Linked DNA regions of Homo sapiens: all the other regions are linked to region 3. A link is a contact called in ENCODE Hi-C or POLR2A ChIA-PET data. All regions are on one chromosome and are shown on one strand. The core of a region is the stretch at or near the end of the contact, and the rest is flanking DNA. Distances in the headings are between cores, read along the strand shown.

What was found. A loop is a pair of places that touch in the nucleus more often than their neighbours do. ChIA-PET counts read pairs that join two places held with the same protein, here RNA polymerase II (POLR2A). Pooled maps may share reads with other maps.
Region 1: a pooled map shows a loop between it and region 3 (4-fold over the local background). The contact joins two enhancer-like sites. A Hi-C loop is called at or near these places in 2 of 168 maps with a recorded cell type or tissue (naive thymus-derived CD4-positive, alpha-beta T cell and natural killer cell), 24 of 37 single-sample maps with no recorded cell type and 13 of 50 pooled maps. POLR2A ChIA-PET finds 5 or more read pairs at or near these places in 2 of 52 experiments (T-cell and activated T-cell).
Region 2: a pooled map shows a loop between it and region 3 (5-fold over the local background). The contact joins two enhancer-like sites. A Hi-C loop is called at or near these places in 2 of 37 single-sample maps with no recorded cell type and 6 of 50 pooled maps.
Region 4: a pooled map shows a loop between it and region 3 (9-fold over the local background). The contact joins two enhancer-like sites. A Hi-C loop is called at or near these places in 2 of 37 single-sample maps with no recorded cell type and 3 of 50 pooled maps.
Region 5: a pooled map shows a loop between it and region 3 (18-fold over the local background). The contact joins two enhancer-like sites. A Hi-C loop is called at or near these places in 4 of 37 single-sample maps with no recorded cell type and 6 of 50 pooled maps.

Annotation. Positions count from the first base shown.
Region 1 is chr4:38,685,819-38,690,480 of GRCh38, reverse strand. It overlaps KLF3 (KLF transcription factor 3), which reads right to left. Exons shown (of 6, transcript NM_016531.6): 3 at 1,410-1,896; 4 at 602-752. Among named protein-coding and RNA genes, the nearest start is that of KLF3-AS1, 23 kb to the right of the region's middle. RefSeq lists cis regulatory regions at 2,265, 3,183 and enhancers at 2,181-2,350, 3,099-3,268. Within about 2 kb of position 2,785, at least 2 of the 41 ENCODE cell types and tissues checked have a DNase peak (open chromatin) inside an H3K27ac peak, as active enhancers do.
Region 2 is chr4:38,946,999-38,951,433 of GRCh38, reverse strand. No RefSeq gene overlaps it. Among named protein-coding and RNA genes, the nearest start is that of MIR574, 81 kb to the right of the region's middle. Within about 2 kb of position 2,618, at least 10 of the 41 ENCODE cell types and tissues checked have a DNase peak (open chromatin) inside an H3K27ac peak, as active enhancers do.
Region 3 is chr4:38,130,105-38,134,920 of GRCh38, reverse strand. TBC1D1 (TBC1 domain family member 1) reads right to left here. Exons shown (of 22, transcript NM_001396959.1): 21 at 1,664-1,837. Among named protein-coding and RNA genes, the nearest start is that of PTTG2, 170 kb to the right of the region's middle. RefSeq lists a silencer at 1,844-1,983. Within about 2 kb of position 2,505, at least 28 of the 41 ENCODE cell types and tissues checked have a DNase peak (open chromatin) inside an H3K27ac peak, as active enhancers do.
Region 4 is chr4:38,818,623-38,823,452 of GRCh38, reverse strand. TLR6 (toll like receptor 6) reads left to right here. Exons shown (of 2, transcript NM_006068.5): 2 at 1-556. Among named protein-coding and RNA genes, the nearest start is that of TLR1, 16 kb to the right of the region's middle. RefSeq lists an enhancer at 3,721-3,840. Within about 2 kb of position 3,017, at least 4 of the 41 ENCODE cell types and tissues checked have a DNase peak (open chromatin) inside an H3K27ac peak, as active enhancers do.
Region 5 is chr4:37,389,799-37,394,892 of GRCh38, reverse strand. The region is part of intron 3 of NWD2 (NACHT and WD repeat domain containing 2); the gene reads right to left. Among named protein-coding and RNA genes, the nearest start is that of PGCKA1, 62 kb to the left of the region's middle. RefSeq lists a silencer at 1,813-1,862 and an enhancer at 4,841-4,890. Within about 2 kb of position 1,837, at least 3 of the 41 ENCODE cell types and tissues checked have a DNase peak (open chromatin) inside an H3K27ac peak, as active enhancers do.

The sequences.
Region 1 (4,662 bases), core at 1,536-4,035, 560 kb before region 3:
CCCAGCCTTCAGTGTAATCACTGGTGGAGGTCAAGGTTATCTACAGCAGGATCCCACAAATGAGGTTACTGAAGCTGTGTGTGGCAACTACCACATTATACCATGTTAGACCTACAAGAAACCACCATTCAGGTGCTTGGATGCTGACCAACACTGCACAGCCTTCCTACTGGATAGCAATTCTACAGGATACTATACACTCTGTAAGGACTATGTGTGTCCACATGAAAACTTTACATGATCCACAGAACACCAAGTTTAATCTATACAAGGATTCTCATAATGGAAAAACTAAGTATACATAGCCTGGAAGAATGGAAAAAAAACAAAAATAATTCATGTGGTAAGGTGCAAAATCATGGATGACTGATTCCATGAAAACTTGATGTAACTTTTGTCATAACGTTGTCAGTGTAACAGCATATTGTTTTTGGAGAGATTCTCCCATCTTGACCAGTGGTACTGGACCAGTGGCGGCCACAGATCACAAGCCGTTCCTGGTCATCCACACCACATCACACGTGTGAAATCTTGTGCTTCTGCTCCAGGTTCCAAGATGCACACTACTATGCAAATGCTGGGTAGACCTAAATATACTTACTCTTGCAACAATGCTTGCGGGGGGGACACTGAGTTCATTAAGGGGGGTGACATTTCTTCAGGATAATAATCTGTCCTCTGTGGTTCGATCCCAGGTTCTATTTTAATTTTTTTCTGTGATATAGGCTTCTCATATGATTCAATTACAGGTACTAAAAAATAAAAATAGAAAAGTCACTTCACGTACAGTTTACCAATTTCAGCTTTTAAAAGCTTACTGCATAGCTCCTACCTACAACACAGATATGACAGGTTTATTTGCCTTTGGCAGACTATAGCAGGAACAAATCTGTGGGAGATTCTCACCTCTCCTGACCATTATTTTGCCAGTAAGCAGCAAATATAGGGACCTAGATTATAAGACACCAGCCCTGAAATGATTCGTTCTTATAATTCTGGATTATTTCCTTTCAACCCCTTAGTCCTCTATGACCAGCTGATAAACAAGGTAGCTTTTGATCACCATTAGTTTTCACCACAATCAAAAAGGATTTATTAAATGCCTTTTGTACCTAGAACCATGTTGGTATTCAAGAAAGCAACATAAAGTCAAGATTCTTTCTATCCCCAAGTTGACCATTACATAGTGAAAGTAATCATGTCATGGTATCAAACAGACAGCCTGATTCTTGGGATCTCTTCCAGTATCAACACTTTGGGGGGGCGGGGGAAGGAAATGCCTTAGGCAGATGAGTATTTCCTTTGAAGAGTTCAACAGCTCTTGCCCCCATGCTTCCTCACCCACCCCATCTGGTGAAGCGCCAGTACGCTAAGCAAGTGCAGCAGCATGGAGCAGTGGCGGAATTTACCTTGCATGCTACTACTGGAATTTTCCATCTCCTCCGATAAGGAGACCATGAGAGGCTGCTGGAGGTGACTTGTGTACATAAAGGGGACGGGCTGCACCACCACCGGCTGGATGACGGGCAGGATCCCCGGGCTCCGTATTCCATGCCGCGAGAGGGCAGCTGCCATCACTGGTGGCATGGACAGCGGCACGCCGAAGGGCTGCACGCCTGGAGAAGGGGGTGAGTATTTTTTTATCGGTGGGCTGGAAGAAGGCATGCTCAACCCAGGCGAGGCTCTCCGGTGTGAGGACGGGAACTTCAGAGAGGAGGGCGAATTCCCAGCCGAAGGGGGTGAACTCCGCTTGTTCACCGTGAGGTCCACTGGCTCCATCTGTATTCCGTGCGACAGACCTTCTGGGGTCTGAAAGAACTTCTCAGGCAATGGTGTGGAGTAGATGACCCCATACTTGTTAGGCTTCATGGATTCCATGTAATTAGATGGGTATGACTATTAGAAAAGAAAAGGAAAACGTGTCAACAGCCAAATAAGTCCATTTACTTGAAACATGAATTAAGAAAAATATGCTAACAAGGCACTTAACAATTACATGGGCTTTACAAAATAGTTTAGATTTCGATATATATGTGACCTTAAAAAAATGCTCAAAGAGGTGGTCTCAACATTAAAAATGCTATGAGAGGCGGTCTCAAAAATATTAAAACTAAGATCAATGTGGTCACTACTGCAGATGAAAAATCTGAAATTTAATCCTAAGATGATTCCTGTGTCAAACATTAAGGCCGATACCTGGCAAAATTCTAAGACAGGTGATAGCACAGGCTTGGGGGCCATTATCATTAGGAGTCAGAGGTGGGCATCACAAGAACCAGTCAAGCCAAACCAACCTGGTTGCTTTTCTGGTGGGGTTTCTTGATGAGCAGGAAATGCTCTCTAGCTTTGATGTCTAACTTCGGCAGGACAGCTCTTTCTCAGGATAAGTAGTGTCTTCAACTTCAGCAGGACATTGATTTCTCATCATACTTGTGTATAATAAGCAAGAATGGGGCTGCAGGATAGGCAGTACCTTTCATTTGATGGGCTTCAGCAGCTGTACAATCCATGCCTAGGACTGGCCAACAATCCTAGTCAGCGTGGAACTGTGCTAGTTTCAGCACTGAAAGTCCCACATCCCATGAAACTCTACAGTCTCAGGCAAACCAGGAGGGGGTCAGTCACCATACACACCTTTGTACTGAAGGCCACCCTCACTGCGGCAATGATGTCCCTGGCCCTAACTTGCTCAGTGTTCTTATTCAGAATCTGAATGAAGCTGTAGACTTGAATGGCAAGTCTGTGGATGACACGGAACTATAAGAAACAGCTAACGTGATATGACTCACATAAGGAAATGTGGAGCTCAAAGTCATTCACACAAGCTGAGGCCCTGTGTTCTCTCCTCTATACCCTGCTACCCACTCATCAAATGAGGCTGGGGCACAAACAAGGGAGTGCAGAAGAGACAGAAGAGTCTGTTTCCTTCCCAAGATCTGGTCCACAACTGACCTCATTTATCTTCAAACACCTTTCTCTCTTTAAATATCAGGATAACCTAACTTTCATCTGCCAGCTTTAAATACAAACCAGTCATCATAATTTCACACAATGGGCACTATCCTTGACCATGGAGTTCACCTAAATTACTTCTATTCCTTAACTAACATTTTGTTGTAAATTTTCTTTGTAGAATGCAACCTAATTTTTAATTTAAAAAAATTAAACTCAACATAAACCATCATCTTTACTAGGCATTTTAGGGAAACTGAAATTTTGCATGTCAAGCCTGCTTACCTGCAGAAAATTCTTTGTACTTGAATGTCTGACAGTGACAGTGATAAACAACATATTGTGCTTCTCTTCCAGCTCTAAAACCCTATGTGTTTAAGAGTTAGAGGCAATACTAACTTGGGATGCAACCAAGAAAACCCAATGGTGCCTTGTAATTAAACAGCGTAAATGCACTATTAATTTCTGGGTCTCCTTGGCCCCTCTGGTGGCCACTATTGTGAGTTATGACTGTGGGGCAGCAGTGGTTTTGATAGGGATTCCTACTGAGATCACCCTCTTTCCTCTCTGGGCTTGGTCTGGGCGAATCCTCGGCTGGTTATGCATTGGAATCATCTGTGTTGTTTTTAAAATTCCAGATGCCCAGTCCCTGCTCCAGGCCTGCAGAGCAGCCTGTTAGGGAGGAGTCAGTCAGTGAAACTTTATCACATAACTGTGTTTATCTTTATCTGGTTTGGATGTCAGGTCCTCATGGTTAAGATCAAGGTTATGGGATAACCTACACAACGAGCTTATACACATGCCATCCTGGAAATCCCTTCTTGTCCCTGCTTATACAAGAGATGCTCACTGTCACGGGCTCTACTGCTCCCAACCAGAGTTTCTCAAACTTTACTGTGCACATCCATCTCCCTGGAGCACTCGTTAAAATGCAAATTTTGAATTACCGGGGAGTGGACCAAGGGAACTTAGGCTACCTTTTGAATAGCAATGCTCTAAATGACAGAGATAAAAAATAAAGATACTAAAGGTCTATTTAAAGGAGGGAAAAAGAATTTTCTTTTCTTTTTTTTTTTTTTTTTTTTGAGATAGGGTCTCACTGTTACTCAGGCTGGAGTGCAGTGGTATGATCATAGCTCACTGCAGCCTCGACCTCCTGGGCTCATATGATTCTCCCAACTCAGCCTCCAGAGGAAGTGGAACTACAGGCACATGACACCACGCCTCGCTAATTTTTGTATTTTTTTGTAGAGACTGGGTTTTGTCATGTTGTCCAGGCTGGTCTCGTACTCTTGGGCTCAAGTGATCTGCCTGCCTCAACCTCCCAAAGTTCTAGGATTACAGACATGAGCCACCACGCGCAGCCAGTTTTCACTACTAATACTGCTTAAAAACAAGAACATGAAGGATATAAAATCAGAAAACACAAAATGCATAAAAACAGCTTTGAGTTATAGATCAAGGATCAAATGAAGAAAAGATTCTCTACCTTTCTTTAAAGCCAGGCACGCACAGTACCAACGCAAGAGATCCAAAAGATAGCAACATTAAGTATTAAATAGATTTAAATTTAAATATTAAGATGGGTATTATTAAAAGAGGCACAAGGTTCATTAACAACACAACAAAATAAATCCATTATAAATCATGTACACTGGAGGGTTTCAGGGAGTAATTAAATATAGGAAGGAGAATGATTTCGCCTAGTCC
Region 2 (4,435 bases), core at 1,369-3,868, 820 kb before region 3:
TGTGTACAAAGATGTTATTGTAGACAAATATCATACTACAGCTTCTTTTTTTTTTCACTCAATTACACATCTTGGAGCTGTCACTACAGGGATCTATTCCATTCTTTTCATTTGTTTTTACTGTTGCATAATATTCCAGAGTATTTGTGCACCACCATTAACTTCTTCAGGGCTTCTGAATTTTCACTGCAGTCTACCTTACCCTGAAGAATCTTGAAAGACCCCTCAAACAGCAAATTCTTCAAAGTAAAAAAAGAGTACATCGTATTAATTTTACTGGGAAAAAGCTTACTCATTTCTAAGCTCCCCAATCATAATCATTAATGCTATACCACCAAATACCATTAAAATGAGCACCATTACTTCACAGTTAACATTTCCTAATGTAACTCAACCAGATATTTTCCCACAAATTACCCTATAGTACAGCTATTTCCGTTCTCTCATTCAGCGTTTACAGATTATACACAGAAGACTTTGACCTATTTGTTAATTCAACAAATCATTATTGAGCACCGACTATTTGCCAAGCACTGCTGTGGGTGTTAGGAATATGGTAACAAACAGAACACAGAAAAATCCCTCCTTTCCTGGAATCTACATCCTCGTGCAAGGCAGATAACAGAAAAATCGGTAGGATATAAAGGATGTTAGACAGTGGTATGTCCTGAAGAGAAAAAAATACGAAGGTGGGAAAGGTGGTTTATTTAGAAGGTGGTTTTTGAATAAACACCTTCAAGAAGCGAGGGAGGAAGCCGCGCGGATGTCTGGGGGAGAAGCCTTCCTGATCAAGATACCCTGTGGGAACAAATGATTTTTTCTGACAGAGAAATGGCCGGGGTCTTTCTGTCCTGCAGTTCATCATTTGGGTTCTTGTCCTTTATCACTTCCTACCAGTGGAATTTTTTTCCCAAGGAGAGTTGACTAGAGCTCTCCTGCAGAAATGTCGAAAGGCGATCATATTTTTCAATGAGAAATGAATCACTCAACATACAAGGTTTATAACATGAGGGAGACCAGGGCACATAGGGCACTCATTTTCTCCTGGGATCAGGGGTGCTGGCAGGAGAAATGTGGTTGGCTCTCTGACAGAAAGATTTGTGGAGCAATTTGTCTCTGCTTGAGGCCACAGGACAGAGAGCAGGGAGGGGGAGGCCAAATATTAGCTGAAAGAAGGGAACTCAGACCCAGGAAAAAATGAGCAAATTTTCTTCTTTATGACTGGGTATCTGCTTCTCCATGGCTATGTTTAGCATTCTACATACTGCTTGGATATAAATCCCAGCTTTTCTAATTCTTAGTCGGATAATCATAGGCAGATCACTCAATCTCTCTGAGCTTCATTTTCCATCTGTAAAATGGAAATGATAATAATAGTAGCTATCTCCTAAGGTTGATATGGAGGATTAAATGAGATTGTAGAGGTAGAGACTGTGTACTTTGTGTCTCAAACATAGCGACTGATCAGTAAGTATGCCATCATCATCACATCACTATCACCACCACCATGATCATTAGTTCCTGAGCTTAACAGGAAACAAGTTCAGGGGTAGAAAGGCATTATTCAGTACTTCTTTAAACATCAATCAGTGTCTCACAGAGCTTGGTACTGAAGATTCAGCTTAAAGGCTGTCTAGATAAGTAAACAAACCCCACGCTTTGGGAAGGTAGGAGAGGGTTAAGGATTTTCAGGAAGGTGGTTATGTACAAATGGGCTTCCTTGGCACCAGAGAAGGGGAAGGGAGAAGGAAATGGAGACGTTTTTGTGATATCAAAGTCACCTGTGAGACAGGATGCTGAGTCGATGATGACCAGGAAACTGCTTGATGTAAACGTCTGTGAAATGATGAAGAGGCCTGTGGTGAGAACCACCCAGAGGCCAAATAACCTCATGTGGCTGCATTCTGTGTCTCTTTAGTCTCAGTTTGTTCTCAGTTGCATGGAAACAACCAAAGTTGACAACCAAATCTTTCAGCTACAAATCTACCTCACAGCTCAAATCTACCTTAGAGCTAATCTGAGCGTGCAGGTGTCTCTAAAAATAACCATGTTACATTCGTTTTGTTGGGAGGCTCTGTCTAATAGTTAAAAATGCTCGCTAGCTAGTCAGGCTGAACTGACCTGAGTTTGAATCCTGGCTCTTTTTTTTTTTTTTTTTTTACTAGTTGTGTAATTCTGGACAAGGTAGATAATGTCTCTGGGTCTCAATGTTCTCATTTGTGCAGGGACATGATAATATCTACCTAATAGGGTGATTACGGAGATGAAGCGGGATAATGCAAATAAAATACTCAGCACAGTGCCCAGCACACAATAAATGCATGTTGGTGATTATGACCGAATCTTTTGTATGAATTGTTTTCTGGTTAATGGGGAAATAAGACAAAAAAATGTAGAGGAAGAGAAGGGAAATAAGAGATATGGAAAAGAGGGGCAGGATGTTAAAAGCTGATCCTGGAGACAGGTACTTGGTGATTGCCAAAAAAAAAATAAAATCCTGAGAGAGAAAAAGGATAAAGATGGCAGAGACTCAGAGGCAGAAGCTCAGCCTTGTTTTTTGCCAAGCTTTCATCCATCTGGCCTTGGCTTCTGTGCTTGCTTTTCCTTCCAAGTGGCAGCTTCCAAGCCTGACGGTGAAACCCAGGGCCGGGAAATAGAACATCTCTGGATCACCCTAAACTTCTGCACTCAGTGAAGGCATTTAAGAAATAAACATATTCTTCTTTTGCAATATAGAATTCCTTTGAGACTAATACAAGAGACAAGCCTGTCAAGTGAGTCAGCAGTGACCACAGGCTGATATAATCCAATTGCTTTTTGGCTGACAGCTCAGGCAGAGAAAAATTCACTCTGATGCAAAGGTAAATGTAGTTTAAATCTCAACACAAAATTCTGATCCTCCCTAATCAGCTTCTATTCCCAGTCTATGATGACCCCAGACACCAGAAATAGCAGAAATACCATTAATACATTTCCTACTGTTTGGGGTATAATAATTTAATCATTGGTAAAGGTAAAATGTTCAAAGGGTAGAATAATTCAGATTATTTTCAGGGTCTAAGAAAAAAAAATAGGCCAGGTGTGGTGGCTCACGCCTGTAATCCCAGCATTTTGGGAGGCTGAAGTGGGGAGATCACATGAGCTCAGGAGATCGAGAGCAGCCCGGCCAACATGGTGAAACCCCGTCTCTACTAAACAAATACAAAATTAGCCGGGTGTGGTGGTGTGCACCTGTAATCCCAGCTACTCGGGAGGCTGAGGCAGAATTGCTTGAACCTGGGAGGCAGAGGTTGCAGCAAGCCGAGATTGCACTACTGCACTCCAGCCTGGGGGACAGAGTGACAGTGTGTCTCAAAAGAAAAAAAAATGAAAAAAAGAAGAAAGAAAGAAGAAAGAAAGAGAAGAAAGAAAAAGAAAGAAAGAAAGAAAGAAAGAAAGAAAAAAAATAGAATATCTTTCCTCAGAATTGGATAATAGTAGATATTCTAGTGCACCATCCAGCACAGATGGACATACAGAAAATGAACATAAACTTGCATAAGTGATGAGATAATCTAGAAAAATACAACACATGGTTAACTATATCCTTTTTTTCTTTTATGGGAAGAATGGCTGGTCTGAATAGACTCCTATGGTGTTATGAATTCTAATCAACTACAAAACCAGAGCGAAACTGAAGTTCTAAAATGGATTTTCAGTATGATCTCTTCTGATGAGCCTTTGCAAACACAGTAATTTAAGACACCAAGTTGAAGCCTGGATCTGCATATCAAAATGTAGGGCACGCTTACTTAGGAGGAAGATCAAAGGGCAGTTTTTACATTATAGAAAAAACTAGCTTAACCCTGAAAAATAATTGCTTTTATAAAAAATTAAATCATTTGAAGTCATGTATTATGATCAACCCCATCTGTTCAACACACACACACACACACACACACACGTTTTTAGGAAAGATGAGAAATTAAATGTTCATTTCAAATTGTTGCTAAATTGCTTTCCTGAGATGTTATATCCTGGACCTCCGGGATGGCTATGATTGGAATCTGTCTGCCTTTATTTCTAACATGAAAACACCATGGCCCGCCTGTGCAGAAGGTGACTTCCCAGGTATCTGAGCACCTTGGGGAAGCTAATTTCTACAAACCGCAAAGGAACTCTCTTATTTCCCTATTCAGGCCCCTACCTTGTATTCAGCACTTTACTTCAGCCTGCCGAAGGCTGAACTTCCTTCAACCCCTTTGAGCCCTCATCTGAGGTCCATAGTTCCTTAGCTGGTATTGCTGAGGCTGTAGCACATCCTCACTCACCCCTGCCAGGGCCTCAGCTCATCACACTGCTCATTTAGCTATGAGCTTGATGTGCAGCCCAGGGTGACACTCAGAGAAAACAGAGCCTTCTCTTCTTGGTTGGGTATAATATTTAAGCTAAGGCC
Region 3 (4,816 bases), core at 1,256-3,755:
CTGGTGGGTTGGCATAGACCACAGTTCTGAATGATCCTTCCAGAAGTGTAGGACTACTTGGTCAAGAGAACGACCATTCCAGGGAGAACATCTGTAATCACCAATTACTGTCTGATGCCTTTATTGAGGAATGTAGGTAGCTAAGCAGTTTTTCACAGCTCCCTGTCTTCACAAAAACAATAGCACAGGAGCAGCATGAAATTACTTTCTATGCTCTGTCACCAAAAAACTACAAGGTCATTTACCCAATAAAACAAACCTTTTATTTGAGAACTGCCTATCTTAACAAGCTAAACACTTCAATGCAAATGTGAGCTTTATTAGAAGTTTCCACCATGTTATATTTCAGGGACCTATCATTGGCTTGGAAGCCATTTAAAATGACCACCTACACTGTGTACCCCTACAGGCCAGACAGGCTCTTCACCCTCTGGAGACTTCCCTTGAGTGATGGCTGAGACTTCCAGGGTAAATTGTATACAGGCATATTTTCAGTTAGGACATCTCAGGGGAAAAAAAGAAGTTAAATTTCAGAATGTGAGTGGTTATTAGGGCTGGGCAGGAATAGCATTCGGTCTTGGTTCCTCTCTTTCACATATCTGATAGGGTATGCTGGGATGGAATGCCCGCTGGGAGGAATGCATTTCAGATAGCTTGACTCACTAGGCTGGCCTTTCTCACCTTGCTGCCAAGCTTGTGTCTGCAAAGCTCATCTTTCTATGAAGAAAAATCAGAGGCTTAGATCAGAATGGAACTTATTCTCAGGACAGCCCAGGAACACCATAAAAATTTCGGCAAAAATATGTATTTTTATCCACAGCCACTCAAAAACAACTTTTAAAAACACCCTCAAAACAACTCCTTAACAGGGACAGCACTGCTACACACTTGTGACATTAAAAAAAGTAGAAAAAAGTAGAACATATGGTTGCTTCATGCCATCAGATTGACAAAAGAGCTGCACTCCGCAGTTAGGTGTTCTTTTGGGCAGTGTGCCTGGGTGATGTGGGGGTGGGGGTGATGCTGGACCTGGCCAGCTCTGGTCTCCGTGCTGCACCTCAGTGCTTGCTCTGCACACCCTCCTGCGTGCACAGTCTCAACTGGTCTTTCTTCTGTATGTCCTCACCTGAGTATATCCGTGTTGAAATGGAAGTTTCTAGAGGGGAGAACTGAGACCTTCATTAATCAAATCTTTGTATATGCACCAAGGACTCACAAAGAATTATCATCTCTTCTGGTTTGTTATATTTATTTCTGTGTTACTTTCCTCCTTTACCATCCCTCTGTGGACCTAGCTGGTTTTGCTCATAGAAGTTAAAAGCTCTTAGATTCTCTTTGAGTAATGACAACGGCTGGCATTCAGCTAACAGGCCACGGCATCCTGAATCCAAGTTCATCTCTGGGCCTGTCCCCTAAAAGAGTTAAGTGCAGAAACAGCCTCTCAGAAAGCTCTGGGACTGCCTGACCTTAGCAAAGGACAATCTGTCTGCTCCATAATAAAAAGGACCCATTCTCCCGGGATACCTTTGATCCCAACTATAAACAGATCAGGGTGGGAAAGGTCCTCTGGTCATGGGAAAGCCCAGCCTGCTGTTGCCTTTGGTGAGTTAATGAACTACCATATATTTGTGATTCAGGAAGCTGCTTTATAAATATGCTCTACCTGCAACTGTTCAAGGAGGTCAAGGTTCTGTTTGCGTAAGCTGCTGTTGGTTTTCTCTAATTTATCCATTCTTTGGTTGTCACTGAGAGGAGAGGAATCGATAAGTTCTTCTTGAAGGACGTGGTACTCAACTTCATAAGCTTGTAACTGTTTAGCGATGTCCATTTCAAATACCTGTTATAGAAAGAAAAGTCATCACGTACTAAAACTGAGAAAAACCCCACAAGTACAGGCAGGCGTCTGCAATCACGACAATGCGCACCTGTGAAGCGTCTCCTCTACGCTTAGCTCTACACTTGGTACTAGAAGTAATAAATAAGAAAAACTACGCACTGAGAAGGTAATAATTTTACTTGGGACAAAAGGATATAAGAAACATCTAGAAATAATTCCAAGGTAACATTAAGTACAGGTTTTTGATACTCACCTTCCAAAAGCCAAAAAAAAAAAAAAAACCTCTCATTTTTAAAGACATAAAAATTTATTTTTAGTTCTTATTTCACTTCTTTTCTCTGAAAATTCTGTTAGGTTAGATACATCAACTATGGGTTAAAAGGAGAAAAGAAACAAAAGAATCATAGCCTGTTTGCAGAGTCACCAAGTCAAAGTTTAATTATAGTTCAGTTGGGTTTTCAGAGTTACAAGAACAGCTAAGTAATGGGACTGTTTACTAAAAAACTCTCCTTTGCACACAAATATGCAGAAATGAGCCAAAACCCACATGTCACCCACACAGATGAGTGAATACGAAACGATGCCTGAGTTGTCTTCTTTCCCACAATAGTAATGGTGACGAAAACACCACACGTGTGAAAAACAACTCCTAAGTGCCTAAGTGACTCAAGCCGTCCGTGTCTGTACTTTCTCTTGGTAAGGAAGGCAGGGCGGAAAGCAGAATCAGAAGACAGCTGCTGCTGCTGCTGCCCAAGGCATTTCCTTTCTTTCCAGTTGTTTCTATGAGAGAACCCCAGGGGCTGGGGCCTCTCAGCACAGCAGTGAAGCCCTAACGTTTATCTGATGGATCTGAGAATGCAGTCAAGCTGGGACCATCTTAAAAGAAAAAAAAAAAAAACCCTGCTAGATCAGAACACACATTCAGAAAGTGAAGTCAGGCTTTAAAAGGGCAGAAACTGCCTCTCTATTGCATTGCCTTAAGCAACTCCAATATTGTTAAAAATCAGTGTAAAACTACTTCTTCTGATGGCTCCCTACTGGCATTCAAACTAGCCTATCTTCCCTGGAATCAATTTTCAAAAACCATGTTTCCTTTCTCACCATTCCCAACAATCTTATTTTCTCTTCCTTGAGATGAATTTTTCAGCTTGCTGTTTTTGATTCAGTGGATAATATTAATAAGGCACAAAAGTCATTTGATGCCTAAAAACTAAAATCCATTATATCTGTGGGGTGTGTGTGCATGTGTGCGAGGGGAGTAAGAGGGAGAGAGAGAATTGTTTACTGGATTGAACTGATTCTCTTTTGTCCTTCAGAGCGACCGTGAGGTCAGCAGGGATTATTATCTCCATTTGACAGCCGAGGTAACTGGCTCAGAGGCTTTGAGTCAGCCTTAAAATTGCGGCTCCACTGGCGACTCTATGAATGACTTGAGCTCGGTACTTAACCTCTCTCAGCCACAGTTCCTGGCCTCCCACCTGGGGCAGACAGCGCCTACCTCCCAGGATGGCTGTGAGAATTAAACGAGGCAACTCCTGGAAGTTCCCAGCACACGCCTGGCAGGTTGAGCAGGCGCTCTCTTAGCTAAGGGATCTGCTTCCACACACCTGCCACAAAACCCTCACATTTCAACCTCAGCAAAACCATCATCAATGGATGCCACGTCATGGAACTTCTGAATAGTCTGAACAGTAAAAACCACAAATGTTAAAACTGAGATTGTTTGGCACTCATGTATAATTATAAATATGGTGCTGAATAAATGTCATGTACACTATTACTTTTTTTCTTTCACAAAGATTTAAGTGATCTCCTAACCTGGAAAGCCTGGGAACAAAACCTCTGGCTTTTCCTACGGATTGATGTTCTGTGTTAAGTTAATGGCTCTCAGCAGTACCCAAAGCCATAAACTCTTCCAGGCCTCCATTAATCCCTAGGAACCACCCTGGGTCACAATCATCTCTGCTTAATTGCCTGATGATCTCCTGACTGCCAAGACTCCTAGGCCCTTCATTCTGCAGTTATGCCCCTGAATTTACCCCAAACCATGGCAATATGAGGCTGGTGGTCAAAGGAGAACCCTGGTCACTGAACGAGGGCTTCAGCCCTTGGGCTAATTACTTGGGGAAAGAAAAGAATTGGGAGGGGCGCCTGTCCTTGCACACTTAGACAGCACAAGTGATCCACTGCCAGGAGCAGTTCTCAGCCAGAGAAAGAGCAGGAAGGCCTAACATTAAAAACCCAATCCTTTGGTATGTTGTCTCAGATGAATAAAACAGACGAATATTAAAAACTAGGTGTTGATAGGAAAACAAGATATATACACTTTAAGGTGTTTTCATTTCTGGTCTGAGTCACTCCTGAGGCTGGACAAGTGCAGTGCCCACCTCCCCCAGGGTCTTGCCTAAGCCGTTCCCTGAGCACTGGTCACTACACAAAGCTGCAAGGTACCTGGCCCCTCTGCAAGGGGGACTGGCTCTCATCTTCTTTCTTGCTGGCCCATCTCAGAGCAATTCCACTAGAGTTGTAATTACTGGGGATCTAGAGCCTTCCTGTCATCCTGGCTCTTAGGTTCTTCATAGTTTTCAGTCAAGTTCCAGAATTTTGGTACTGAAGAAAATTTCTCTTCTGTTTGCCAAAGTAGGAATGACTATTTCCATACTTTCGATGTTTTGCCGAAAAGATAAAACTATTTTAAGTTACTGAAGCAATAGAGCTACATTATTGGAAGCTTGAAAAATAAAAGAAAAATCACCAAATACAACTTTTATATCTAGCTATATTTCCTATTTCCTAAAAGCATGTTTTTCTAGTTCTAAACATAACCAACATAAAATTTCCTATCCCACTTTTCCTTTACTTAACATTGTATCAAATAAGAGCTTTTTCATGTCGCTATATATAACTGGCTTCATGATATTCTACCAGCTCAACCTACCATCATCATATTAATCCAGTCATCAAGTGTTAGACATCTAG
Region 4 (4,830 bases), core at 1,768-4,267, 690 kb before region 3:
TCCGTTTGGGCTGCTCTAACTAAGTTCTGAGATGTGTGTTAGGTAATTTTGACTTTGGTTGAACATCATAGAGTGCACTCACACAGACATAGATGACATAGCTTACTACACACCTAGGCTTATGGTATAGCCTGTTGCTTCTAGGTGATTGTAACACAATGCTTAGTATTTGTGTATCCAAACATATCTAAACATAGCAAGGGTATGGTAAAAATATGGTAAAGAAGATAAAAAATGGTACACCTGTATAGGGCACTGATGTGGGTTGGCTGTGTCCCCACCCAAATCTCATCTTGAATTCCCACGTGTTGTGGGAGGGACCCAGTGGGAGGTGATTGCATCATGGGGGCGGGTCTTTTCCTGTGCTGTTCTCCTGTTAGCGAATGGGTCTCATGAAATCTGATGGTTCTTTAAGGGGGAGTTTCCCTGCACAAGTTCTCTCTCTTCCCTGCTGACATGTAAGATGTGACTTGCTCCTCCTTGCCTTCTGCCATGATTGTGAGGCTTCCCCAGCTCTGTGGAACTGTAGGTCCAATAAACCTCTTTCTTTTGTGAATTGCACAGTCTCAGATACGTCTTTATCAGCAGCATGAAAATGAACGAATACAGGCACTTACCATAAATGGAGCTTGCAGGATTGGAAGTTGCTCTGGGTGAGTCAGTGAGTGAGTGAGGGGTGAGTGAATGTGAAGGCCTAGGACATTACCATATCCTACTGTGGACTTTACCATGTCCCACTGTGGACTTTATAAGTCCCATTGTACATATAGGCCACACAAAAATTATTAAATTTGTTTTCTTTCTTTAGTAAGAAAAATTATTAAAATTGTTTTCTTTCTTTAGTAAGAAGTCAACCTTAGCTTATTGTAATGTTTTTACTTTATCAACTTTTTGCCTTAAATTTTTTTTTGGCTCTTTAGCAATAACACTTAGCTTAAAACACACATTCTACAGCTATATAAAAATATTTTCCTTCTTTACATCTTTATTTTGTTTTTTCTATTTTTAAAATATTTTATTTTTATTTTTCACTTTTTAAACTTTTCTGTTAAAAACTGAGACACACACACAGACACACACACACTAGCCTAGGCCTACTCATAGGGTCATTATCAATATCACTGTCTTCTACTTCTACCTCTTGTTCCATTGGAAGGTCTTTAGGGGCAATAACATGCATGAAGCCATCATCTCCTGTAACAACAATGCCTTCTTCTGGAAAACCTCCTGAAGGACCTGCTTGAGGATTTTTATAGTTAGCTTTTAAAAAAATAAGTAGGAGCACACTCTAAAATAATGATTAAAATTATAGTCTACTAGATACAGAAACCGGTAACATAGTTGCTTATTATCATTATCAAGTATTATGAACTGTACATAATTGTATGTGCTGTGCTTTTATATGACTGTCAGTGTCGTATGTTTGTTTACAGCAGCATCACCACAAACATGTGAGTAATACATTGCACTGCAATGTTACTAGGCCATAGGAATTTTTCATCTCCATTATTATCTTATAGGGCCATGACTGTTGAGTGAAATATTGTTATGCACTGCATGACTGTACCACAAATTGAGTAGCTTATAAACAATGGAAATTTATGGCTTATAGTTCTGGAGGCTGTAATGTCCAGGGTCAGGCTGCTGACAGATTTGGTGCCTGGCGAGGGCCCACTTTCTGGTTCATAGATGGCTTGTCTTTTCACTGTATCCTCACCTGGGGGAGGGCACTAATGCCATTCATGAAGGCTCCACATTCATGACCTAATTGTCTCCCAACATCTCCAACTCTTAATACAGCTCTTTCTCCGTATCCACAGGGGATTGGTTCCAGGAGCCCTGTAGATTCCAAAGTCTGTGAATGCTCAAGTCCCTTATGTAAAATGGCATACTTCCAACCTGAGCATCATAGTGAGACCCCACCTCCTCAAAAAAAATACATGCCTGGCGGCACATGCCTGTAGTCCCAACTACTCAGGAGGCTGAGGTGGGAGGATTGTTTGAGCCCAGGAATTCCAGGCTGCAGTGAGCTATGATCATGCCGTTGCACTATAGCCTGGGCAACAGAGCAAGACACTGACTCTGAAAAAAAAAGTGTACTATTTACATATAACCTATGTACATCCTCTCATATACTTAAATCATCTCTAGATTTCTTACAATACCTAATACAATGTAAATGTTATGTAAATGTTATGTAGTTGTTAAACTGTATGGTCTTTTATTTTTATTATTTTGTATTATTATATTGTTATTATTTATTTATTCATTTATTGAATATTTTCAATCCATGGTTGTTTGAATCTATGGATGTGGAACCCATGGATATGAAGGGCTGATTGTATTATCCCCTTGGGGGTTAGGATTTCACCATAGGAATTTTGAGGGGCACACAAACATCCAGACCATAGCAAAAGAGATAAGAAACCTAGGTTAGTGACCAGGGAGGGCTGCTAGGATGAGCCTTGATGAAAGATCTTTCATCAGGAGGATCCTGGGCATGTGGCTGGGAAGGGTCCTGGGCATGTGGCTGGGAAGACCCTTCAAAGGGGAGGGCACAGTGGGTGCAAAGTTGGAAGTGAAAGAATACCATGAGCGAAGAAAGCATCAAATTGGCAGTGTTGCTGGATGTGTTAGTTTCCTGTGGCTACCAAAACAAATTACCACAAACTGGGTGGCTTAAAACAACAGAAATATATTTCTCCCAGTTCAGGAAGGCAGAAGTCAGAAATCAAGGTTGGCAGGGTTGTTCCTTCCAGAGGCTGTCAGGGAGAAATCATCCCTTTCCTCTCTCCTAGCTTCTGGTAGTTGCTGGCAAACCTTGGCGTCCCTTGGTTTGCAGATGCATCAGCTGCTTCTTAGAATGCCCTGGAGGACATGCCCCAGTAGTTAGCAGCTTTCTATAGAATGTGGTACATAATACTTCTTTGTCTTTAGTTTTGGACCCAAGTCATAAGAAAAGTTCCAGTCAACACCCTATTACGTAATCAGTAGAACCAACAGATGAGAAGAGAAACCAAAATTATTGGTAGGCTATTGACATACATGGCAGATGCGCAATCTAAAAAAATGTATCCCAAATTTGGGTTAAATAATCAATAATCTGTGCCTGTGTCTTCACATGGTGTTCTCCTCCAAGTCTCTGTCTTTTTTTTCCTGTCTCTTACAAGGACACTCTAGTTGGATTTAGGAGCCTCCTTAATCTGATGCCATCACATCTTGGTCCTTAACTTAATTAGATCTACAAAGACTCTTTTTTCAATGAGGTCACATTCTGAGATTTCAGAATAAATCTGAAATAAATGGACATAAATGTTTGGAGGTTGGGTGGAGGACACTATTCAACCCAGTCCTCTGGAGTTGGCATGACCAGCTCTGATGCCCTGGAGACTCAGTTGAGTGTGGCAGCAGAAAAGAAATGTTATCCTGGAAAGAGTGAAGACTCTAAAAGAAGCTGCTTGGAAAGTCAGAGGTACAAAGAAAGGAGTAATAGGCAAAGAGAATAGAGTGGATGGGTGTAAGAGCACAGGAAAGAGACAGTGGATGGAGACCCGGGATATAAACGGTGAGAGTGTGGGAGTTTTAAAGAGAATGAGACCACAAATATGGGGAAAGGAGGAGGTATTTCTGTCTAGGTTTCTGGGGACTGGTTTGATTAGAAAGGAATGAGACTAAACTACAGGGAGTAAAAGACCTGAGGGGATTTCTAAAACCACAGGGACTTTCTGAGAGTTTCAATTACGGTTAGTTTATGAGGAATCTCAACATCATCTAGTCCAAATGTGAAGTAGTGTTTATTTTTCTCAGTCATTCCATCAACTGGATTCTGAAATTCCCCTCTTGTCACTCCTTAGTGATATCTTGAGCAGATTTAATACTTCTGCAGTCCTTTTGAGATACTGATACTCCAATCTAGTTTAAAATTCTAAATCTCCATCTTCATCTAAAACTCATCTTCTTTCTGCATGTCACAGGCTAGGTCTGTAGCTCAACCTTGGCATATATTTTGGAGGTAGGCATGGTTTATCTGAGATACACTCTTCTTGCCCCTCCCTCTCCCAGATCTAGCTCCCTGAAGTGGAGATCAAGGATGAGTGGTAAGAAGGCAGATATCCTTTTCTATAATTGTGTCGATTAAGGTACAGTCTAAGCTGCAGGACTGGGAGACCTCAAATACAGAGGCTTAAATAAGATTGAGGTTTATTTCTTTCTCATATAATAGAAAAAAGTATAGCTAAGAGGTCTAGAATAGGTAAGCTGTCTCTATTCCACAAAATCATTCAAGGGCTCAGGATGACCAGATGTCTCTGTTTCCTATAGCTCTGGTCTTATCCTATGGCCTCCATTCTCCCTTGCATGGAGCCACAGGAGCTGATGAAGCCCTCCTGTGCCTTTTTGTGTGTGTGTGGCCCATGGGATGCTGAGGTGGAGATACACCCCCTTTCCCAGGTACCTGATACCACAGTCTCTAATTGCCAGTTGGCAAGGGTTGGTCCAATGGAAATCTCCAACAGAGTAGACACCAGTCGCTCTACTAATTTACACTCCTGAACCCCCAGGGGGCACGTGTAATGTTCTCTAATACTGCTCAGATGGGCAGGGGGATCAACCTCAGAGGGTGATCCTACACATTGCTGCATCAAAACAAGAATCCTCTTGAGGAAAGAAATGCCTGATCTGCCTGTCCCGTGTCTAAGAGTAATTTTACTGTTATTTCCCCTTCACTTGGCTTGAGAAAGAGATGTCATCTCTTGCATAGGGAGAAGAGCTTGCAGGCTTACATCATTAACACTCATCTCCTGGTGCTGCTGACTCTCTTGTCACCCTCCC
Region 5 (5,094 bases), core at 588-3,087, 740 kb after region 3:
TGCAGTGAGCCAAGATTGCACCACTGCACACTCCAGCCTGGGCAGTGGAGGGAGGCTCTGCCTCAAAAAAAAAAAAAAAAAAAAAAAAAAAAACCATAAAGGTTCACTATAGAGGAAAATAGGCCAATTTGTATTATATTCTGAGTAAATGAGACAGTCAGGGAGAAACAAATTTCCTATATACGTGGATACGTCTCTACTGCAAACACTAGTTAGTAAGTTTCCTGTTCCTCTAGGGTTAGACTAGCTTTCAGGTAAGATAAATAAAAAATAAATTAGTGATGCTGCAGAGCACATATAACACTAGTGCCATGGCTTATACATAGCCCTTCTTTTAATTAACTGTTGGAGTGGGCAATCTACTCCTCTCACTTTATTATCATGATTTTTGAGTCTTATCAGTAAGTACTTAAATGCCTATTTCTGGGGATCACTGTCATTTACTGTGCTAGATACTATACAAAGCAATATAATTGATTTTTCAGTTTGTATTAATCAATAACTGTTATTTATGTCTAGCATCTGCTCTGAGCCATCCTGGCATGAACTAATTTCATTATCTCCCTTGCAAAACCTTGGTCTCACTCTATGGAGACTTCTAGACTAATCACGTGAAAACAACAAAGATGAATATATAAAGAAAATATGGCAAAGAAGAATCTTACGATGAAAACAGATGCTAGACAGATAACAATGAGGTGAGATTATACATTTACTTAAGTGCTCAGTGTGGTTATCTAAACAGATGCTAGATAGATAACAATGAGGTGAGATTATACATTTACTTAAGTGCTCAGTGTGGTTATCTTAAGGGATGGAAAATATTAGGCAGATGAGAGCCACAAAGATTTCCACATTCCCACTGCAGGTTTCTCTTCCCCAATTAATTTTCCATCTTTCTTAGAGGCTGTCTGAAAGAAACAACACTCATGTTTGCAGGTCCATCTTTGCCATTGGGGAACCGTTCTTTTCACAACTCTATGCCAAAGTCAAGAATTACCCTTCCAAAGATAGCCTTGTACTCCCAGCCTAGGGAGTAAAGGAATCAGACCAATTCAAGTGGCCCAATGGAGCTGAGCCTTAAGAAGCAGAAAGTTCTGAGAGGAGAGAGGGATGTTAAGTTAACAGGAAATCTGCAGAAGTCCGTGTTACATCAGGAGCTGTGAAGAATATATATAGCAGAAGGGAAGTTAGGAAGCCAGTAACCCCAAATTCAAGCCAACAGAGTGCTCGCTGCTGCAGAGAATTCAGCTTTTCAATGTATTTGGAAAGAAAGATTAAAATAGTGGTCCCTACTAAGAGACGCAATGGCCCGTTAAGGAGTCTGTGGTAGTAGTTGCATCCATTTTGCATTTCCTAGTATGTCTGGACCATCTTCTTTGGAAACTTTCCAGTTGTACTTATATTGAGTAATTATGGATTTTCTCCACTCTTTATCACATGTTTTGACATTTCTTCTCATGACAACACATAGCCTAGGAAATAACAAAAGGTCTTGATTAAGAAAATTAAAACTACTAAAATTTCTTGAGAACCCCTTCCAAAAACTTAAGGGTCAATCATTTCTGTTGTAAAATTTCTGACAGAGAAAATATATAAAAGGCCCAACAAAATGATGATTATTCATAGCATGAAAGACAGTTTTCTCTGAATCCCATCTTTTATTTGATTCTGATCAAGGTCAGAGTCTCCCCCCAACCCCCGGATGTTTCCTCCTAGCCTAAAGTGAACCCTTTGTTTTCTAAGAAAAGGGCCCAACATTCATGGCTTGGCCTCACTGCCTGCTCCCTTTCACTTCCTGAGGCGCCGTGGATCAGAGCCAATGCATTCAGAGAAGGGAACCAAATGACTGCCTGCTCCCAGGCGCTGTTCACTTGAGTGTGGCTGGAAATGATTTTATGTCAGACCGAGATTTGGGTCAAGAGAATTTCTGAAGCGTCCACAACATTCACAGACATCCTAGGGTGAATGAGAGACTGCCATGGTCCTTGGAAATTCTCCAAAAGAGAGATCAGCTCCTCTAGTTTTAAGATGACTCTAGAAGGGTCAGAAAACTGGGACTGGTGGAGACAACGTTAAGGTGAATAAATTGCCAACTGCTGAGTCAGTCTTCACTCAGAGGCATTTATTGAGTGCCCTGCAGTGTGCAGAGCTCTGTAGGAGCAATTAGCAAGGGCCAAGCTCAAGCTAGCAAAATGAGTAACACAGTTCAGTGAGGTCCACTGCTGGTGACTCCCTGCCCACTCGCACTCATTTGATCCTAGTTTCGCTAACTGTACTCCAAAACATTCTTACATCATCTACACCAGTGATTCTCAATAGAGGTTGGAGGAGAATTTTGCTCCCCAGGAGACATTTTGGGCTGTCACAATCTGGGGTGGGGGCAGAGGGGTTAGTATTGGCATCTAGTGGGTAGACACCATGAGATGCTGCTAAATATCCTACAATGTGCACAGCAGCCCCCGCCGCAGAGAATTATCTGGCCTAAGGTGTCAGTATAGCTGAGGCTGGGAAACCCGGATCTAAATGGTCTGCTTTAAGCTATTCAATGATCATGTTTTATCATCCACGTTCTAGTCTTCAGTTTTGATGGGAGCGTATCAGGCTCAAGCCTCTGTACTACACTCTCAGGTGTACGGATTTAAGAGTTTGCTTTTACCTTTATTCATGTTTTAATTAATTATGTTTTTTTGAGATAGGGTCTCATTCTGTTGCCCAGGCTGGAGTGCAGTGGTGCGATCTCGGCTTACTGCAACCTCTGCCTCCCAGGTTCCAGCAATTCTCCCACCTCAGCCTCCCAAGTAGCTGGGATTACAGGTGCTCCACCACGCCCAGCTAATTTTTTTGTATTTTTAGTAGAGACAGGGTTTCACCATGTTGGCCAGGCTGGTCTCAAACTCCTGATCTCAAGTAATCGACCCTCCGCCTCCCAAAGTGCTGGGATGACAGGCATGAGCCACCGTGCCCAGCCCGTGTTTTAATTTATTAAACGAACATACTTAAGCTGATGAAGACATGTGCAGAATATAGTGATTCTTCATTATCTCTTAAATTTGGTAACAGCCTTTTATAGCTGGGGGAAGACAGCGGGGCAGGAGGGCACAGGACTTGTGGGGGCCGATGGGGTCACCCAGCGAGGTCTCCATGTCTCAGCTTCCTCATCTGGATGACGATGAGGATGGCTTTACCTGGAAGGTCTTTTGGGACTCTGACATTGTATCACTAAAAACTCCTAGTAAGAGAAACCCACATACCCATTTCACCCATGCATACATCTTGACCAAATATTTCTCTCTTTCCCCACATACCAGCATATCTTCTCAAAGATTCTCATTTTCCATGACAAAAGGTTTTTATTCTAATTTAAACAAGACAATTATTAACCTTATACCTTCAAGCCTTTACTTATCTCTAAATCCCTCCCTTTCTCCTCACTCAAAAAGCATCTTTTGGAAGCTTCCGCTGACCAAAATACACCCACTCCTTCCTCCAGTTCATGCATGAGCATTATCTGACCAGCTAGCTGCCTGCAGGCACGTCTACATGTAACACATATGATTATATTCTGGCTGATCTGTTCATGTCCTTTCTATCCTAAAAATCTATATGTGTTTTCTTTCTCAGCAGGTAATAGAGTTCTTGAGTATGATATGTCATTTAATTCATCATCCTTTACAAGCTGTGGAGTTTTTGATGAACAGCCGCAAGTGATTTCCTAGTTATTAGCAAGAGACAAGGAATCACCAACCCACAAACACATTTTCTGAGTGGAAAATAAACAGGTAAAATAATCGAACTGTACTCTGAGATGTAGGTGGTAAATGCACCCAAACTGGATGTTGGTGAAAAACAAAAAAATCAGTGAGGTAGATTGTGTTGAGACACAGAATCTAATTTTAATGAACTCTAAATGAACACTTAACAGATAAATTCTGCAACTTTATTGAAATATAAAAGCAAATTATAACTTGATTTGGTAAACAGACTAGACAGACATTAGATATTCTCCATTTTGTCTCCCTTTCCCTTTCTAAAAGTCTTCCAAAAATGAAATAAAATATTTACCGAACGTCTTCCAGGCTCCAAAATATCTGTCAAGGTCCTTCATGAAGCTTCTCTGCTAATTACAGTATGACTTTTGGCAAGTCATTTAAACTCTCTGGATCTCAGTTCTCTCATGCACAAAACTAAGAGAGTCGATCATCTCAAAGGTCTTTCCTGGCTCTAATTTTTGATGGATTTAAGGCAGTAAGTCTCAACCTCAGCTGCACAGATAATCGCCTGAGTAGGTTTTAAACATCATGATGCCCAGGTGACACTAGAGACCAAATAAATCAGAACCTCTGGAGGTGGGACAAAGCAATCGTATTTTCAAAGCTCCCCAGGTAATTCCAGTATTCATCCCTGATTTACTATAAACCAAATTTCTTAGACCAGTGACTTTCTGAATATTTTAAAAATAACTCACTGTCAAAAAAAAAAATTTCAGATTATGCCCAAGCACACACGTGAATATAGTTTAATATTTCAGTAAAATCATTTTATGAAATGTAGCCGTCAAATTTCATAAAACATTTTATATGCACTCTGATATTTTCTACTGCATTTTATTCATATGTATATGTACATATACTTAAAGTATGTACATATACTTAAAGTATATGTACATATACTTAAATTTCAGTATAAAAACACTGCCCTAGCCAATTTGGCCACTAGATGGAACTGTTGCATTTAAAGAATGAAAGTGCAACTTCAGACTGAACTCTACAGAGCAAAACTAAAACAAAATGCTTATGATTTGGCTGGGTGTGGTGGCTGACGCCTGTAATCCCAGCACCTTGGGAGGCTGAGGCGGGCGGATCACCTGAGGTCAAGAGTTTGAGACCAGCCTGGCCAACGATGGCCAACATGGTGAAACCCCATCTCTACCAGAAATACAAAAATTAGCCAGGCATGGTGGTGGGGACTGTAATCCCAGCTACTCGCGAGGCTGAAGCAGGAGAATCTCTTGAACCCGGGAGGTAGAGGTTGCAGTGAGCCGAGACTGTGCCACTGCACTCCAGCCTGGGTGACAGGGCAAGACTCCATTGT